2 separate regions of the Homo sapiens genome follow, and region 2 is linked to region 1. Evidence: chromatin loops called from intact Hi-C (ENCODE). Cell type or tissue: PC-3. All regions are shown on one strand. Each heading gives the region's core, and the rest is flanking DNA. Links, peaks and the distances in the headings are about the cores only.

Region 1 (5,534 bases), core at 1,730-4,229:
GCAGCACAGCTCCTAGGAGTAGAATGAATGACAAAGACTAAGAGAAGTGCCCAGGAGGCCAGCGGGCAGCTCCGCGGGCCACCAAGTCCAGGTGACACTTTTTACTCTCTACCTGACTTGACCTCCTTTTTGGGCCTTGACACACAAATCACTTACTGCTGGGGAATCCTCCTTACTCTCACGCCCCCATTCTCTACTGAGCGTCTCTCCTTTTTCCCACTTCTCTAGCCCTCCACTCAGTCCCTACTGCAGCTCACTTCCTTCACCCACTCACAACTTGATATTTGCTGGGTTCTGTCCTCGACGCTCTCTCCTCATCACTGGGACATTCTCACCGGTTTACTTCATGCCCTCCTGCGATCTCAGCCACTTCCAGTATCTAGTAGCTCCCAAATCTGCATCTCTAACTAGAGACTGACATTTCCAACCGTCTAGTGACCATCATTTGCATGTCCTGATGGCACATCAAGGTCAGCATTACCCCCTGACCATCACCACCATTGCCCCAGTAACCTCAGCAAAACTTCCCATCCCTCGTCCCTCCCTGGTCTGCTACAGCACACTGTGTAATTCTGTTTGTTCATTGTGTCTGTCCCTCTAGGTCCTTCTCTGAGACCATATATTTACTCTAGTGATGCTTGCCTTCTTCCTTTTTAAAATTTTATTTATTACCAATTATTTTTTATTGGTAAAATTGGTAAAAATTTTATTTATTACCAATTATTTTTTATTGGTAAAATTGGTAAAAATTTTATTTATTACCAATTACTATTTACCTAACTCAACTGTAAGTAAGCTCCATAGTTGGAGTGAAACAATGCCTTCTACTTTTTAACTCCATTTGTTGCCTGGCACATAATTTTTTTTTCATTTTTATTTCAATCCTACGGAAAAGTTGCAAGAATAATCCAAGGAACTCAAGTATGTTTCACTTTGATTAACCAATTGTGAGAACATTGTGCTACATTTGATGTATTCCTTTCTCTATGCGTATATTACAATATGATTGCTGAATCATTTGTGAGCAATTTGCACACACTATGGTCCCTTACCTCTAAACACTTCAGCTTGTATTTTCTAAGAACAAGGACATTCCTCTTCATACAACTGTCAAATTCAAGAAATTTAACAATGACACTATATTATTCACCAATTATCTCAATAATGTTCCTTAGAGAAACAATAAATGCATTGCATGTAGCTGCCAAGTATATTTAGTCTGTTGAATCTGGAACAGTTTTGCAGCCTTTTTTTGTCTTCTGGCACAAGGTTCCATCTGCAATGCACTGAGAAAAACACACCTCTTATCCAATTGCCAAAAGTGCCCCAAATGATTAACTTGAATCTAATCATGAGAAAACATTAGATATACCCAAATCGAGGAACATTCCACAAACTGCACTCTTTCTAAACACATTGCTGGGCGCGGTGGCTCACCCTTGTAATCCCAGCACTTTGGGAGGCTGGGGCAGGTGGATCACCTGAGCTCAGGAGTTCAAGACCAGCCTGGACGACATGGTGAAACCCCATCTCTACTAAAAATACAAAAATTTGCTGGGCGTGGTGGTGCATGCCTGTAACCCCAGCTACTCGGGAGGCTGAGGCAGGAGAATTGCTTGAGCCTGGGAGGCGGATGTTGCAGTGAGCTGTGATCGCACCATTGCACTCCAGCCTGGGTGACAAGAGCAAGATTCCACCTCAAAAAAATAAAAATAAAAATAAAAATAAACACATCAAGCTCATTCCCACCCAAGGGCCTGGCACCGCTCTTGCTGTTTCTAAGACTATTCCAATTCAGCATGTTATCTCCTTGGGGAGCCAACCCTACCCACCCTACCCAGACTAGACTTTAGCCCTCACCCCATTCCATCTCCATCCTGTTATTCTGCTTTATTTTCTTTTCAAAGGACTTAACACTCTAAAATTACCTTGTTTGTCTATTTGTTTACTTTTTAAAAATCTATTTCTCACACCAGGATATAACTTTTTTTTTTTAAATGTAGTCTCGCCCTGTCGCCAGGCCAGAGGGCAGCGGCGTGATCTCGGCTCACTGCAACCTCTGCCTCCCGGTTTCAAGCAATTCTCCTGCCTCAGCTTCCCGAGCAGCTGGGACTACAGGTGCGCACCACCATGTCCAGCTAATTTTTTGATTTTTTGTATTTTTAGTAGAGACGGGGTTTCACCATGTTGGCCAGGATGGTCTCCATCTCTTGACCTCGTGATCCTCCCACCTCAGCCTCCCAAAGTGCTGGGATTACAGGCGTGAGCCACCGCACCTGGCCGCGGATATAACTTTTGTGAAAGGGGGACCGTATCTAAAAGAGCACCTGCTTGAAAATGGGCACTCATTTTAGAGTTGGTCAAGGAAAAAAGTTCTTTATCTTCAGTGCCTAACAGAGTGCCTAAGACTCAATAAATGTTTGTCAAGTGGGTGACTAATACAATGTATGATTCACTAAGCAGAATATTTATGGTTCCCATTTCCTCCTGAGTTTTCATTTTTGCTTACTCCAAACATTCATAAGATTTCAACAATAAGAGTTCCTTTTCAGTGTTCAACTATCCATTTCTTTTAGTCTGAAGTAGAAAAGACTTAGGGAAATGGGACAATTATAGTCAAGTCTTAAAATTGTTCCTTCTTGCACAGATATTGAGGTTAGACTATGATGGCCTTAATATGCTGAAAAATGCATTTTTATATGAAGCTAATAAGGAAGATTCAAGAAGAAAAGCATAAGGGAAATTCAGTCAATGAAAAGGAAGTCATTTCAGTTACTCAGAAATATAATTCAGATATTTATTTTTATGAGACTGACCCACTCCCTATGGCACTAATGAGGGAACTCAGATATTTATTGATTTATTATTTACTAATTATTATTGTCATTATTATTTTTAGAGTCAAAGTCTTGCTCTGCACACAGCCTGGAGTGCAGTGGCGTGATCGTGGTTCACTGCAGTCTCTAAACTCTTGGGCTCAAGCGATCCTCCAGTCTCAGTATCCTGAGTTGCTGGGATTACAGGTATGGGTCACCATGCCTGGTTTAGACAGTTATTTTTATGAGCAATATCTGAACATGTAGATATATAAACTATCAGCAATAGCTGTGCTGGTATCAGTAAGAGAAAGAATGAGGTGCTACTGGTCTGCCTCAGCAATGCCTTTGAACTTCTCTGCCTTAGATCAAAGCCACCAAAGCACCAATATCAAAGGAAAGAAAGTTGGAAGCAAAACAAAGAAATAAGGAAACCTTGGGTAAAAGAGCATAGCATAAATAATTCCTGGCTCAGCAAATGTTACTCCCTTTTTCAATTAAAAAAAATCAAGTTGTCCTTGAACATGGAAAAAAGTAAGTCTTTATAATTATTAGTCAACTCAATTCAAGTACAAACCAAGGAGTATTCACTATTGTTTGAAATACACTACACATTATATTTGGTAACAGTAAGTAAATACACAAGCAGTCTCTTTAAAATATGCAAAGAAAAAGTTTGGCATTCAAAAAGCTCTCCCCTACCTTTTCTTTGAAGATTTTATCTCATCTCTAAAGCCAGGTGGTCAAAGAGCAGATAGATACCAAGAGAAACTAAATGTTAAAGCTAAAATGAAGTTGGATGTGTAAACGGATTAACTGGTTATCATTTATTGAGACTTTTTTATTCTGAAATAATTTTAGAATTCCAAAAAAGTTACAAAACAAAACAGAGTTTCTATATGCCCTCTAGCCAGCTTCCCCTAATAATAACGACTTATACAACTAAGGTAATCTATTAAAACCAAGACATTGACATTGTTACAACACTATTAACTAAGTAATAGGCCTTATTCCAATATAATCAGTTTTTTTTTCACTAATGTCCTTTTTCTAGTCCAGAAGCCATTTAGTTTTCATTTTTCCTTAGTCTCCCCAAATCCTGACCTTGACACTTTTGAAGAGTCCTGGTCAACATATTGTAGAATATCCTTCAAGGTGGGTTTGTCTAACGTTTGCTCATAATTAGATAGTCATTATTTTTAATAGTATAAAGCATTTTAATTTAAAACAAGGGGAAACATTTAATTACTCATCTAATTCACTTCCTACCAATAGAGTACAATTTCTAAGCTTTTGTCTGGCTTATTATTTCATAGACAAAAGGCATTTATTCCCTTGGGTAATTGGGGAAAAATAATCCTGTTAATTTTTACAGCCACATCCCAAATATTTTACATATTTCTATTCTTCACAGTGACGTCACCAAATTTGCATTTTAGCACTTTTAGCAGCTCTCTTACCAAATTTTTGTCTGGTTGATCTACAAAATACTAAGAGATATGTTTAAAATATTCTCTTTAGTTGTGGATTTGTCTATTTGTCCTTATAGATTTTTGCTTCTGCCAATTTTTGTTTTTCTATTTTGATGCTGTGTTCTTAGGAACATATACATTTAGAATTATTACAACTACCTGATGAATGAAATTTTTATCATTATTTAGTGACTCTCTTTACCACTACTAATGCTTTTCTTGTGTTAAAGTATTTTGCATAATATTAATATAGCCAATCAATTTTATTTTGGTTGTTATGTGCCTGATACACATTTTTATACACTTTTACTTTCAACCTTCCCATATCTTTTTGTTTAAATGTGTCTTTCATAAATAGTATATATTTAGATTTTTTTAATGCAATATGGCTTTTCTTAGTTAACTAAGCATTTTCTCCATATATATTTATCATAATTACTGATATGTTTGTATTTCTTTCAACTATAATTTATGTTTTCTTTTTTCCCTATTCCTTCTGTTTCTTTTTCTCTATATTCTCTTTTTGGGGGTGGTGGGGTGGAGATTGGTTTTCTTTATATCTAGAGAAGGCTTCTGACTTAAGTTCATATGAAGACATGCAACTAGAGTCAGATCTCTTCTTAAACTTGATTTTGAGAAAAAGGAGTAGAACAAAAAAAAAAAAAACAGAGCAAACCAGAAGAGGGAGGAAATGGTTCTTTAAAAAGTGGAAATAGATACTACCTCATACCCATTAGAAAGGCTACAATAAAGGAAGAAAACACACAGAAAATAACAAGTGGGGGTGAGGATGTGGAGAAATGAAAACCTTTGTGCACTGCTGGTGAGAATGTAAAATGTGTGCAGCCACTACGGAAACAGTGGCAGTTCTTCAAAAAAGTAATAATAGGATTACCATAGGATCCAGCAATTTCACTTCGGGTATATATCCCTCAAAATTGAAAGCAGGGTCTCACAGAGATATTGGTTCACTCATTTTCATAGCAGCATTATTTACAACAGCCAAAAGATAGAAACAACACAAGTGTGCAGAGACAGATGAATGGATAAACAGAACATGACATATGCATACAATGGAATATATTTCAAGCTTAAAAAGGAAGGAAATTCTGATACATGTTACATCATGAAGAAACGTTGAGGACATTATGCTAAGTGAAATAAGCCAGTCATTGAAGGACAAATACAGTCTGATTCCACTTATACAGAGAGAGTGCGTAGAATAGTCAAATACAGCATGATTCCA
Region 2 (5,534 bases), core at 1,433-3,932, 610 kb before region 1:
GGATAATGGCCTCCAGCGCCATCCATGTTCCTGCAGAGAACATGTTCTCATTCTTTTCATGGCTGCATAGTATTCCATGATGTATATATACCACATTTTCCTTATCCAGTCTACCATTGACAGGCATTACATGCAAAACTAACATTCACTCTAGTCCTTGAGTAAAATTCCATATGTACTCAGCAACTCTCAGTAATTCCTAGGAAGCTCAACCCTGGTCTAAGAAGTACCACTCATGTTTAAAGTCAGGAAGACTAATTTCATGTCTGCCATTCACAAGATTTCTGACCTTTGGGAGTTGCTTAACTGCCTTAGGCTTCAGTTTCTTCATCTGTAAAATATAATAATTTATCCTTATATGGTAGCTGTGAGGATTACCTGAAAAAGTGGTGTAAAACTGGTACGTAGCTTTTGTGTGTATGAATGTGGGTGTGTATGCTGTCTCACAGTAGAAAGAAAAATCAAAGAACATTCCATCTGCTGAGGGAATCTTTTCAACAACATTGTAGCTTCATGGTTATGGATCCATGCAGAGGTGTCTCCCGTTGCAGGAAATTCTCCCCACCCTTCCCTTCAACCGGCACCCCAGGTTATCTATAGGCAGTTCTGTTAGAAAGTGTATCTCTGTCTTGAACGAACATCTTTTCTCTGGTCTCAGCTCTGCTCTTTTGGTGGTATTCACAAATATTGCAACTGTTTTTGTTGTTGTTGTTATCGTTTGAGACAGAGTTTTGCTCTTGTTGCCCAGGCTGGAGTGCAATGGCACAATCTCGGCTCACCACAAACTCCACCTCCTGGATTCAAGTGATTCTCCTGACTCAGCCTCCTGAGAAGCTGGGATTACAGGCATGCACCACCACACCCAGGTAATTTTGTATTTTCTTTCTTTCTTTTTTTTTTTTTGGTAGAGACGGAGTTTCTCCATGTTGCCCAGACTGGTCTCAAACTCCCTACCTCAGGTGATCCGCCCGCCTTGGCCTCTCAAAGTGCTGGGATTACAGGTGTAAGCCACTGCGCCCAGCCCCAAATATTTTAACTGTAAGCCACCACGAATGTGAACTTAAAACTAGCTTCTTAATGCACATAGTCCAAATAATGAAAACTATGAAAATTTACTTATTTAAGGCGTATGATGTAGTTTGGATCTGTGTCCTCGTCAAATCTCATGTCAAATTGTAATCCCTAGTGTTGGAGGTGGGGCCTGGTGGGAGGTGATTGGATCATGGGACGGAGTTCTCCTGAATGGGTCAGCACCATCCCCTCTGGTGCTATCCTTGTGATAGTGAGTAAGTGAGTTATTGTGAGATCTGGTTGTTGAAAAGTGTGTAGCGCCTCCCCACCTCCCTCTGCCTTCTCCTCCTGGCAAAGTAAGAAGTCCTTGCTTCCCCTTCACCTTCTGCCATGATTGAGTTTCCTGAGGCCTCCCCAGAAGCTGAGCAGATGCTGCCATGCCTCCTGTACAGCCTGCAGAACCGTAAGCCAATTAAACCTCTTTTCTTTATAAATTACCCAGGCTCAGGTATTTCTTTGTAGCAGCGTGAGAATGGGCTAATACAACGTACATTCTGTATTTTTGGAGAAGCAAATCTAAACGTGGTAATTCTGAGTTTAAATGTTCCCAAAGGCTTAAGAATATCTAACACTGGAGAATGTGCTCTTTACCTAGTATGTAATCCAGCCCCAGTCAGGCATTCCTACATTGGCACACTCCAATGGGTACATTTAAAAGCTCCATAGATTGCTCAGTATTCTCTCAAAACCTTGCTGATCCCCAGAAATAACACATGGCATATGTAGACAAGTCTGCTCCTTGGTGTTCTGATAAGAGAAATAAAGGATGGACAGGGTATGTGGAGAGGTGAGATCCCCAGCTATGGCTGAGAGAGAGTATTGGTAAATCCTCACTCCAAAAAGAAACTATAAGGTTGAACAAAATTGACAAAAACAACTATTTCAACACTCTGCAAGTTGACCAAAGATGTATAACAATCTGAGAAATGTTTATATTGAAAAATTGCTGAAATTTGTATAAGTACAGTGCAGATTTGTGGCATTCTTGCCTGGGGCTGCTCCCACCCTTACCTCCCCCAGTTTGGTCAGCAACAGAACAAGGCAGGTAGAAGGACCGACAGCTTTGTTGCTGCAGTCACAGGGGAGCTCACTTGATTTGGTGGATGAGTGTGCAGGGCCAATGTCTTCACTAGCTTGAGGTTGTGGCCGTGGCAAGCACATTCCTGGCTTAGGCTGCAAACATGCCTAGGGGAGATCAGAGTGTGCCCAGGCTAGCTAGCCCCTGACTCCTGTCTGACCATGACGGCTGTGTGCATGTGCAGAGGAGATGCAAAGGGGCCCAGCAAAAAATTGAGTCAGAGTTGAAAACAGCCTGAAAATTGAATGCATTCTCCAGCCACATACAGATCCATCGGTGGAGGACAGAAGCCTTGCTGGGTTAGGGTGTTTGAGCCTAGTCATTGGATACACGCTCAGCTGTGGAGATAGGGGCAACTCTGAGAAAGTCAGGCTTAAAAATAAAAACAGGAATAATAATTTAAGAACCTAGCAGAAATATCAGAAGCCAAATACTAGTAGAGGCAAGTCTCATATATTTAATTCAGGTGAGTTATTTAAAAAATGAATAAAAACAACAAAATCAAGCAGTAGCAACAAGCAGGGAAGAATAAGAATCCAGAGTTGCTACAATAGGGTATCTAAAATGTTCAGTTTTCAATAAAAATTAGGACATATGTAAAGAAACAGGAAAATGTGGCCCACAATCAGGAATAGCAGAGGTCAAAAGAAACTATGTGTTTCCCAGATGCTGGATTTAGCAAAGACTTGATGTAGCTATTATAAATATGCTTAAATATCTGAAGGAAACCATGTTTAAAGAATTAGAGTATGACAACAATGAATCAACAAATGGGAATTCTTAAGAGACAGAAATAAGTTTTAAAAAATCAATTTTTATTCTGTAGTTGAAATATACAATAATGGAAATAAAAATTCACTAGAAGAGCTCAACCTCAGATTCAAGAAGGCAGAAGAAAAACAAAACAGTCCCCTGGAAGATAAATGAATAGAAATTATGTAATTTGAAGAACAGAGAGGAAAAAAGGCAAAAGAAAATAAATAAATGCTCAGAAATTTGTGGGATTGACATCAAGCATACCAACATATATGTAAAGAGAGTCTCAGCAAGGGAGGGGAGAGATGAAGGGGGAAAAACATTATTTGAAAAAACAATGGCTGAAAACTTCCCAAGTTTGATGACAAACATCACTTTACACATTCAAGAGGTTCAGTGATTCCCAAGTAGAATATATACAAAAAGATCTACACCAAAACACATTATAGTCATACTGTTCAAAGATAAAATCTTAAAAGCAATAAAGAAAAAGTAACTTGTCAGATACAGGTGAGCATCAAAACATGGGTGGCTCTGATTTTGTATTGGAAGCAATGGAGGCCTGAAGACAATGGGATGATATATACAAAGTGCTGGGCAGGGCATGGTGGCTCACACTTGTAATCTCAGCACCTTGGGAGGCCAAGGCAGGAGCATTGCTGGAGCCCAGGAGTTCAAGACCAGCCTGGGCAACATAATGAGACCTCATCTCTACAATAAATAAATAAATAAGCAAACAAACAAAATTAGCTGGGTTTGGTGGTACATGCCTGTACTTCCAGCTACTCGGGAGGCTAAGGTGGAAGGATCACTTGAGCCTGGAACATGGAGGCTACAGTGAGCTGAGATTGTGCCACTGCACTCCAGCCTGGGTGAGAGAGCAACACCCTGTCTCAAAAAACAAAACAAAGCAAAACAAAAAGTGCTGAAACAAAAACATCAATGATCATCAACCAGGAATTCCACATTCAAAAAAACTACAAACCGCGCTTCAAAAATGAAGGTGGAATTAATATATTACCAGATAAACAAAGACCAAGATAATTCGTTACTAGTAGACCCACTTTACAAAAAATACTAAATGAATTGCTTCAGGCTAAAAGAAAACGACACCAGACAGTAACTCAAATCCACAGGAAGAAATGAGGCACACTGGAATTGGCAAATACGCAGATTAGTATTTCTAAAGTCCATAAATTTTTTTCTCATTTCTTGTCAATTTTTTTAAAAAGATAGAAAGTAGTTTAAGGCAATAAAATAACATGGTTGAGCTTATAGCATATATAGATATAATATATGTGGTAATAAGAGAATGGAGCTGCATTGGAGCAAATATTTTCATTTTATGTCATCAGATTTAAGTTACTATTAATTTGAAATATACTGTGATAGATTAAGATGCATACTGAGGCCGGGCGCGGTGGCTCACGCCTGTAATCCCAGCACTTTGGGAGGCCGAGGCGGGTGGATCATGAGGTCAGGAGATCGAGACCATCCTGGCTAACAAGGTGAAACCCCGTCTCTACTAAAAAAAAAAATACAAAAAATTAGCCGGGCGCGGTGGCGGGCGCCTGTAGTCCCAGCTACTCGGGAGGCTGAGGCAGGAGAATGGCGTGAACCCGGGAAGCGGAGCTTGCAGCGAGCCGAGATTGCGCCACTGCAGTCCGCAGTCCGGCCTGGGCGACAGAGCGAGACTCCGTCTCAAAAAAAAAAAAAAAAAAAAAAAGATGCATACTGAGCAATCACTAAGAAAATAATTCAAAAAATAATTAAATTGGCTGGGCCCAGTGGCTCACACCTGTAATCTGAGCAATTTGGGAGGCTGAGGCAGGCGGATCACTTGAGGTCAGGAGTTCAAGACCAGCCTTCCCAACATGGTGAAACACTGTCTCTACTAAAAATATAAAAATTAACCAGGTGTGGTGGCGCTCGCCTGTAATCCCAGCTACTCGGGAGGCTGAGGCAGGAGAATCGCTTGAACCCAGGAGGCAGAGGTTGCAGTGAGCCAAGATTGTGCCACTGCACTCCAGCCTGGGTGACAGAACAAAACTCCATCTCAAAAAAAAAAAAAAAAATTAACAGAGGAATTAAAATGACACCCTAAAAATATTTATTTAACAATTTGGGGGGAAAAGGTTAAAGGTTTTCTGTTAGATCCCACAGGTTAAGGGCTCAGTCCCACAAGACTGCCCCCCATCTCAGACACCAATTGCAAAGTACTAAGTTGTCACCTATACCTCTGACCAACTGGTTATAAATTGGAGTTTCCACAAACCCCTCCTTGGGCTTGATTCATTTGCTATGGTGGCTCATAGAACTTAGGGAAACACTTATATTTACCAGTTTATTATCAAGGATAATATAATGAAAAAGATACAGATGGACAAATGAAGAGATGGAGAGAGCCAGGTATGGGGGAAGGTGCGAAGAGCCTCCGTGTCCTCTCCAGGTGGGCTGTCTTCCAGACACCCCCAAGTGTTCACCAACCTAGAAGCTCTCTCAACACTGTCCTCCTGGGTTTTTTATGGCAGCTTCATTACATAGACATGATTAATTACATCAGTGGCCACTGATGATCTATTCAACCATCAGCCCCTCTCCAGAGCCTCTCAAGAGCCTCTCCAGAGGT

Evidence for each region. Peaks named below come from ENCODE experiments on the same cell type or tissue, not always from the same donor. Only the 100,000 strongest peaks of a DNase experiment are listed, where the experiment ranks them.
Region 2: a loop joins it to region 1, with 11 times the contacts of the local background. A loop is called at or near these places in 1 of 110 quality-filtered maps.

The regions. Positions count from the first base shown.
Region 1 is chr6:151,499,636-151,505,169 of GRCh38, reverse strand. The region is part of intron 1 of CCDC170 (coiled-coil domain containing 170); the gene reads right to left. Among named protein-coding and RNA genes, the nearest start is that of CCDC170, 8.4 kb to the right of the region's middle. In PC-3, for the core only: no CTCF peak of the experiment used is centred there; no DNase peak of the experiment used is centred there; H3K27ac peaks cover 282 bases.
Region 2 is chr6:152,104,873-152,110,406 of GRCh38, reverse strand. It overlaps a transcript of ESR1 not described here. Among named protein-coding and RNA genes, the nearest start is that of SYNE1-AS1, 270 kb to the left of the region's middle. In PC-3, for the core only: no CTCF peak of the experiment used is centred there; no DNase peak of the experiment used is centred there.